2 separate regions of the Homo sapiens genome follow, and region 1 is linked to region 2. Evidence: read pairs that join two places in POLR2A ChIA-PET (ENCODE). Cell type or tissue: B cell. All regions are shown on one strand. Each heading gives the region's core, and the rest is flanking DNA. Links, peaks and the distances in the headings are about the cores only.

What was found. Peaks named below come from ENCODE experiments on the same cell type or tissue, not always from the same donor. Only the 100,000 strongest peaks of a DNase experiment are listed, where the experiment ranks them.
Region 1: POLR2A ChIA-PET joins it to region 2 with 6 read pairs; 5 of 35 experiments call an interaction of 5 or more read pairs at or near these places.

The regions. Positions count from the first base shown.
Region 1 is chr5:139,596,854-139,601,236 of GRCh38, forward strand. UBE2D2 (ubiquitin conjugating enzyme E2 D2) reads left to right here. Exons shown (of 7, transcript NM_003339.3): 2 at 3,519-3,582. Among named protein-coding and RNA genes, the nearest start is that of UBE2D2, 38 kb to the left of the region's middle. In B cell, for the core only: no CTCF peak of the experiment used is centred there; no DNase peak of the experiment used is centred there; H3K27ac peaks cover 2,380 bases.
Region 2 is chr5:139,696,655-139,701,037 of GRCh38, forward strand. No RefSeq gene overlaps it. Among named protein-coding and RNA genes, the nearest start is that of PSD2-AS1, 47 kb to the right of the region's middle. RefSeq lists enhancers at 1,286-2,255, 3,730-4,383, 4,383. In B cell, for the core only: no CTCF peak of the experiment used is centred there; DNase peaks (open chromatin) are centred at 697 and 2,297; H3K4me3 peaks cover 1,088 bases; H3K27me3 peaks cover 2,362 bases.

The DNA.
Region 1 (4,383 bases), core at 101-4,100, 100 kb before region 2:
GCTAACACGGTGAAACCCCATCTCTTCTAAAAATACAAAAAAAATTAGCCCGGCGTGGTGGTGGGCACCTGTAGTCCCAGCTGCTCAGGAGGCTGAGGCAGGAGAATGGCGTGAACCCGGGAGGCGGAGCTTGCAGTGAGCCAAGATCGTGCCACTGCATCCAGCCTGAGCAACAGAGCAAGACTCCATCTAAAAAAAAAATTACATTAAAAAAAATAATAAACAACTTTGAGATAGGGTATTACAGTAACATTTAGTGTACAATTTGAGTTTTGACAAATATAGTTGTCCAATCTCTACCAAAATAATGATTTTGAACATTTCTATCACTCCTCAAATTTTCTTCATGTCTCTTTTATAGTTATTCCCCCCTCCAACTCCCTCCAGCCACTGGAACCATGGATCTGCTTTCTGTCACTATAGTTTTGCCTGTTCTAGAATGTCATATAAATGGAATCATACATCATGTAGCCTTATGTCTGGCTTCTTTCACTTAGCAGTATGCTTTTGAGATTCAGCTGTATCAGTGCCATCAGCCAAGGAAGTGTTGAATGAGTGTGTTAAATGTCTATTAGCCTAAGTTTGGCTTAGGGTTTTAAAATTATATTGGCTCCTGAAATGGACTGATGGATCTTGTATTCTGCTTAGATAAATCTTAGCTCTTGAGTTAAAAACCTTGATGTTATTCAGCATGGAAAAAAGTAACTCAGTTTGAAAGGGGCAAAAGATTAAAGCGAAATCAAAAGTAAAATTCCACTTAATGAACATGGCAGGACTTCAGAATTGTTCAATTGTTAAATTGTTAAATTCAAGTTATATTTTAATTAACAACCTGTTGCTATAGCAATGTCTTAAATAAAGCCAGGTGTTCTTAGTTATACCAACCTGTGCTGTCAGTAATATTTGAGAATGGGAACTATACAGTAGGCTATTACTTTTTTTCTTGAGATGGGCAGAAAATCTCTATTTTAGAGACATAAAATCTAAAATTTGAGATATTTGAGTAAGTTAATCGTTATCTCAATCCAGAGCCTTCTTTTTATTCAAACTTTATTTCTTTTTTTTTGAGACGAAGTCTCGCTCTGTCGCCCAGGCTGGAGTGCAGTGGCGTGATCTTGGCTCACTGCCAGCTCCACCTCCCGGGTTCACACCATTCTTCTGCCTCAGCCTCCCGAGTAGCTGGGACTACAGGCACCCGCCACCATGCCTGGCTAATTTTTTATATTTTTAGTAGAGATGGGGTTTCACCATGTTAGCCAGGATGGTCTCGATCTCCTGACCTCGTGATCTGCCTGCCTCAGCCTCGTGCTGGGATTACAGGCATGAGTCACTGTGCCTGGCCCTTTTTCAAACTTTATTTCTGTACTTTATGCTTTGTGTACTCCAAGCTTACAGACAGGATGAAACGACATAAGAGTCTAAATGGTTTTGGATTTAAAAAATCTTAGACTTTACTGTTTTTACTCTTGTAGTTTTAAAGTATAATCAAAACTAGTTCTTCTTGAGAACTTTCTTTTTGTCTCAAAAACCAAGCTGAGGGGAAATGGAATATAGTATGATTTCCTGCCTTGTGATTTTTCAGGCATCCTCACCCAATAACAAGTCTCAAGTTTCTGGGCTTTTATGTTTAAAAAGCTGAGAAGCTGGTAACTGGTTGTAAAGCATTATTCCAGGTAGACCAATCTCTGACTACAAAGCCTTTTTTTTTTTTTTTTTTTTTTTTTTGAGATGGAGTCTCCCTCTGTCACCCAGGCTGGAGTGCAGTGGCATGATCTCGGCTCACTGCAACCTCCCTTTCCTGGGTTCAAGCATTACTTCTGCCTGAGCCTCTCAAGTAGCTGGGATTACAGGCGTGTGCCACCACTCCCAGCTAATTTTGTGTTTTTTTAGTACAGATGGGGTCTTGCTATGTTGGCCAGGCTGGTTTCAAGCTCCTGGCCTCAAGTGATTGGCGCCACCTTGGCCTCCCAAAGTGTTGGGATTACAGGTGTGAGCCATCGCTCCTGGGAACTACAAAGCTCTATGGTGGCTTTTATTACTTCAGTCAGCCTTTTAAAATATATTCCTTTTTTTTTTTTTTTTTTTTTTTTTTGAGACAAAGTCTCGTTCTGTTGTCCCAGGCTGGAGTGTAGTGGCATGATCTTGGCTCACTGCAACCTCTGCCTCCTGGGTTCAAGCAATACTCCTGCTGTAGCCTCCCGAGTAGCTGGGACTATAGACATGCACCCACTACGCTCGGCTAATTTTTGTATTTTTAGTAGAAATGGGGTTTTACCATGTTCACCAGGCTAGGCTGGTCTCGAACTCCTGACGTCAGGTGATCCTCCCACCTCGGCCCCACAAAGTGCTGGGATTACAAGCATGAGCCACTGTGCCCAGCCTAAAATATATTCCTTCAAAGTTTTTTCTACTTTTAGAACCCTGGTAGTGGACTTCCACTGAAAGCATATCAACTTGTCAGATGGTCCAGTATAATTTTGGAACATTTATGACTTTAGGAGCTTGTCCCAAGTGTAACCTAATAGTTTTGAGGTACAAAAATTGGCCTTAAATTTTTTTTTTGAAAAATAATAAATGAAATGTTTACATTAAAACAATTTTGGCCAGGCGCGGTGGCTCACGCCTGTAATCCCAGCACTTTGGGAGGCCAAGGTGGGCGGATCACCAGGTCAGGAGATTGAGATCATCCTGGCTAACACGGTGAAACCCTGTCTCTACTAAAAATACAAAAAGTTAGCCGGGCGTTTGGGTCGGGCACCTGTAGTCCCAGCTACTCGGGAGGCTGAGGCAGGAGAATGGCGTGAACCCTGGAGGCGGAGCTTGCAGTCAGCTGAGATTGCGCCACTGCACTCCAGCCTGGGCGACAGAGCAAGACTCCGTCTCAAAAAACAAACAACAAACAAACAAAAAAAACAGTATTTTTGGCTCTTTAATACATAATACATGTTTTTTGTTTGTTTGTTTTTTTGAAATGGAGTCTCGCTCTATCACCCAGGCTGGAGTGCAGTGGTGCAATCTTGGCTTACTGCAACCTCCGCCTCCCTGGTTCAAGGGATTCTCCTGCCTCAGCCTCCTGAGTAGCTGGTATGACAGGCATGTATCACCATGCCCAGCTAATTTTTTCTATCTTCAGTAGAGACAGGCTTGTTGGCCAGGCTGGTCTCGAACTCCTGACCTCAAGTGATCTGCCCGCCTCAGCCTCCCAAAGTGCTGGGATTACAGGTGTGAGCCATCACGCCCGGCCCATAATACATGACACATGTTTTACCTTCCTGATTGTATTTATTTGCTAAGCTCTGAACAAAGCAAAAATGACCCACTTTAAAAAAATACACATTGCCTTGAAGAATCCAAAATACCTTAAAGATTCACCAATCTACTCATCTCTTACTCTGAAGGAATGCTCTTAAGAGAGTTTCACCAGCAGGACAGAGAATATTGGTAACAATATAAACTTTAGTAATGGATAAAAGGTACATTTATGTTGAATATATTTCTTTTCTTTCTTTTTTCTGTAGGAATTGAATGATCTGGCACGGGACCCTCCAGCACAGTGTTCAGCAGGTCCTGTTGGAGATGATAGTAAGTATTTAAAAGGAATAATGGAGTAATAGCATAACAGTGGTTATTTTGTGTGAAGAAACAATTATGGTATAGGGAAGAGGCAGTGTTTAACCCTTAGTGGCCCATGAAGGGAGCAACTCTATGTTCATCCCATTATCATCTGTGTTGTTCATTACATTTTGAATCTTCTGCCAGGTATTGGCTATGTAGTTGTTCTAGTCCTCTCCTACCTTACCTTCATCCCTTCTGGGTATTTTCCTGGAGTGAAATATTTAAGCTTTTACCTACAACTAGCTATTATTCTTGAGTAAGATAATACTAAGGATGATAGTATGTGTGTCTGTGTCTGACTTTCTACTGACTCATACTTGCGAAATCAGGTCTTTATTTATTTTTTTCTTGAGACAGGGTCTCGCTCTGTCAAGCCCGGGCTGGAGTGCAGTGGCGTGATCTCAGCTCACTGCAGCCTCTGCTTCCTGGGTTCAAGTGATTCTCGTGCCTCAGCCTCTCGAGTATCTGGGATTACAGGTGCATGCCACCACGCCTGATTAATTTTTGTATTTTTAGTAGATTCGTGGTTTCGCCATGTTGGCCAGGCTGGTCTCAAACTCCTGGCCTCAGGTGATCCGCCCGCTTTGGCCTCCCAAAGTGCTGGGATTATAGGCATGAACCACCACACCTGGCCAAAAGCAGGTCTTTATTTTTAATGTCCAATTTATCTGCTTAATTTTGTCTAAAAAGATGATCTTAATGCATACATTAGATGATAATTTCCTCTTTGTTCCACTTCATTTCAACATAATTTTTTCCCATATAGTG
Region 2 (4,383 bases), core at 195-4,194:
TGGCCTGGTCCGGTAGCGGGACGGGGGCGATCAGTCTGGAGAGAAGACAGCCCCAGGAACTAAGTCCCAAAGGAGTGTTCTAACCAGAGCTTGTGGGAGATAGACGGGCCTCCTTGGGCGGCGGGGGGCTGTGACTGCGGACTGCCCCGAGGTGCGAGCTGGTTCAGTGTTCTAAGAAACTGAGAGAATGGAGGATGGGCAAGGCAGGTAGCAGGACCTGCAGGAGCAGAACGGGGAGGCTGGAAAGCCTGGGGCCAGGCCTGTGGTGGGCAGGGGAGGGTGCATGATGAGGGGGTGGGAACACGGAGCGGGTGAGTCACCGTTTCTGGGCCAGGCAGGCGGCGGCTGCAGAGCGGGGGGCGCATTCCTGGCTGGCAGGGCGGCCGGCACTAATGTCTTTCCCACATGGCCCCGAATTCCCCGCTCGGCACGATCACACGGGCAAGACGCTCCCGCGGCCACCCCCGCCCCAGCTGCCTCCTTCCCACAGAGCAGGGAAGGGGGAGGGAGTGTGGTGGAGGCTGGCGGAACCGGCCCCTCCTGGGGCGGGGTGGGGGTCTCTAGCGTGGCCTCCCTGGGGCCTGCGCCCACGGTGTCGGCACGCGATGAGCGACTCACAGGGCAGCTGCAGTCACAGTGAGAGCAGGGCCGCGCTTGTGAAGCGGAGAAGGAAGGAGGCCGGGAACCGCCTTGGGTCTTTGGCCACGTCTCTCCTTCCCTGGCCCCCATTCACCCACCCCCGCCCTGGGTCAGGCTTTCCCTCGCGCTGCGGCTGTCGGAGGGCCGCGGCCGGATAGGGACAAGCGGCGGAGCAGCAGCAAGTCCGGCCGCCTCCGATCCTACGCCTTCTGGCCCTCCCCTCCTTCCCGACCTCTGGGCCTGGCTGGTGGGGGGCGGAGTGGGGAGTGGGGGGACTGTGCCGCTGCCGCTGCATCCGGCGGGGGCCTGCTGGGGTGGTTCCTGGAAGAGGCCACACCCAGTCCCTCCCTCCGTGGGATGGAGGCCAGCCCTTGCTAAGGCGAAGGGAACTAGGAGCGCCGCTCTCCCACGCAGCCCCTGTCCCCAGGCCAGGTCCTGGAGAGGGGGGAAACTGAGGCTGCTGAGAGGGCGGCCCACCCAGAGCTCCCTGTGCTGGGAGAGGTTGGCCGCTGTCCCTCCCAGCTGGGCTCAGAGGCGCTAATGAGAGTTAAATGTAGGACGTGAGTCACCTCTAGGAGGGGGCTGGGACCACCCCCAGATGTGGGTCCAGACGCTCAGGCTTTTTCCTACTCCCCTGTGTGTCACCCCCTACCCTTGGCAGGGTGGGGCATGAGTTCTGACCTTGCTGACCAGGCTCTGTCACCCTGGACCAGCCTCACTTAAATGGCTGGCTGCCTCAGGAGCGGGTGCTGTGGGACCACAGGAGACTCTAAATCCCGGGATAGGCCCAGTGGACCCTGAGGACTTAGGGGATGGACCAACACCTGGGGTCTCTAGTGGCCGTGAGCCCTGGGGTGTGGTCATGGGTCTTGGGATGGGGGTGGGCAAAGGGCCCAGGCCACCCTGAAGATTTCCCCACCCTTCTGCCTGCCTGGCTTTGCTCAGGCCACGAGGCTCTGACCACACAGGGTGCCTGTTCCCCCACTCCCCAAAGTCCCACTCTCTGACCTTCAGCCGGCACAAGGACCTCAGTCTGAAGTCCTTATGGCAGGGCAGGCAGTTTGTGTGTGTGTGTGTGTGTGTGTGTGTGTGTGTGTGTGTGTACACACGTGTGCCTCTGCGGCTGGGTCTATTTGTGCCGCTGTGTGTATTTATGACTGAATGTACAATCGTGTATATTTATGTGTGACTGGCTGTCTCTGAGGGGTCTCTCAGTGTTGCAGGGGGCTTGACAGGGAATGTGCATTTCTGCGTCTGTATCTGTTTGTTCCTTCTATGTCTACATGTGGGTCTTTCTGTGTGACTGTGTTTGTGTCAGCCTGGCCCCATCTATGGGGTCCCTGCCTCCTCAAGCACCCCACCATCACCAGGAGCCACAGGCATCTGGGAGGAGACTCGGGAGGTGAAGCGCCTGCTGTTCCCCAAATGGAATGGCTTAGCTGGGTGGGCAGCACCAGGGGGTGGGCGTGGGCAGCCACAGGAGAGAGAAAAGTGGAGGCCGGGGAGGAGCCCTACTCAGCAGTCCCCTCCCTGCTCCCTCTGCTCCCAGCTCAGCGCCTCCTGGCAAGAGCTTATTTGCATGGTATTTACATTTCATTTGCATCGTGTTCAATTAAAAACCTGACCAGCTCCCGCCTGCCTGGCGCTGCCCGCCCAGCCTGGTGAAAATGTTGGTTGGGCATGACAGCCTTCCCACACCCCCCCCACGCCCCCACGGACTGACCGATGTGGGAGGGGTCCTCCCCTCATTGAGATCATGCAAGTCACCCACTCTGGGAGTGAGAGGGCTGGAAGTCCAAATGGAGAAACTGAGGTCCAGAAAAGGCTGCCTTGAGCTCTAGGCTAAGGGCCAGTCAAAGCTAGAAGAATACTAGTAGTTAACAGTTGCCCCTTCATGGAAGAATCTCTGTGCCAAGAGTGGTGCCAACACCTGGTGTGCAATATCTCTTTGGAACTTTGCTACCCCTTGAGGTCAGGCCTTCCTTGCATTATCCTCATTTTCCTGATGAGAAGACCAAAGGCTAGAGGGGCAAGTCCAACATCACTCAGCCAACCTAGAATTCAAGTCTCTGTCAGTATGACTTCCAAGTCCATGCTGCAAACACATGAGCATGGCTGCCAGAAGACTGGTGCCTCCTGCTTCTGGCAAGTGAACACAACTCATTATTTCCAGGGTCATTGGCTCCAGGATGGGCTGCTGCAGTGCTCACCCTAACCTGGAGGCTGGCCTGGCTGCTGACTGCTTCATAAGACTGAGAGCCATACCCATTCCTGGCTATAGGGTGGAAGGCTCTCCCTGTGGCAGTCCTTCCTGGCACCTGGCCGTAGTCTTTCCTATTCCAAGACTGCCCTTCCTGGGCTCTAGCCAGAGTGGGTAACTTTGTAAAAGGCAAGTAAAGACTCTGATAACGAAACAAACTCTAGGAGGAAGCTCATATCTGAGCTAAAAGTGAAGGATGGGTGGAGAGACGAGATGGGCCCATGGAGACATCCAAGGCACCAGAGCAGGCCTGGCAGGGAAAACTCCCAAGACCTCTCCTGTCCTAGATCAGGAAGCTTCCTGAAGGCCCCTCTCACCTAGCCAGAGCTGGGCTGCTGTTTGTCATCTACACAGGTGGAACTCTTAGCATTGGGGAGAAAGTGGGGGTCCTTAGGCTGCCCATGGAGGGGTCATCCAGGGTCTAGAATCCAGCCCTGGGACTAGGGCACCCTGGTGTTGACAGGCCCCCAGTGCCCACCCTCCTCTGGAAGGACTACCTTTCACCTCTGCCACCAGCCTTAAGGCTCTAGAGGGACTCTACCTACCCCTGGTGCTGAGGGACTAAGCCAAGCAGCTAACTCATCCTCCCTGACCACAGTGATTGGTTCAGAGATGGACATGTGACTTGGGCCTGACCAATCAGGCTGAATCCCAAGGTTTGGTTAGAAATACTGGGAAGAGGCCGGGCGCGGTGGTTCTCGCCTGTAATCCCAGCACTTTGGGAGGCCAAGGCGGGTGGATCACGAGGTCAGGAGTTCAAGACCAGCCTGGCCAACATGGTGAAACCCCGTCTCTACTAAAAATACAAAAAATTAGCCGGGCGTGGTGGCCTGCGCCTGTAATCCCAGCTACTCCGGAGGCTAAGGCAGAGAATTGCTTAAACTTGGAGGGGTGGAGGTTGCAGTGAGCCGAGATTGTGCCACTGCACTCCAGCCTGGGAGACAGAGCGAGACTCCGTCTCAAAAAAAAAAAAAATTACTGGGAAGAAGTAGGGGTTCTCTGATCTGGTAGTGTGGGAATCTGGGGCCACCTACCTTTTGAGGAGAGCTACCCATGAATGAAGCCAGCAAAGGGATACTGACCCTTTTAAACTTGAAGCCAAACACTCTTCTACTTGAGCCTTAGAACGAGCCAGTAGGGTCCAATTTTGCTTAAGCCAGTGTGTGTTGGCTTTTTGTCATTTGCAGCCTGAAGGTCTGACCAGATAGTGCATGCCTTGCCCATTTCACCTTCAAGCCTTTGTCCATGCACTTCTCCTCTGCCTGGAATCGGAGAGCCTTCCTCTTGCCCTCTCCTGACCAGCCATGCCTGTGTTTTGAGGCCCAGCTACTCTCCTCCAGGGCGCTGGCTTCCATGCGGTACCCTCCTCTTTTGGCCCCACCCTCCTGGAGAGTTACCTGGAATTCTGACCCCCAGCTTGGTGCTCAGTGTCTATGCCTACAACTGCTGTGTTAATTTCCCTTTCTGGGGGCTTGTATCACACA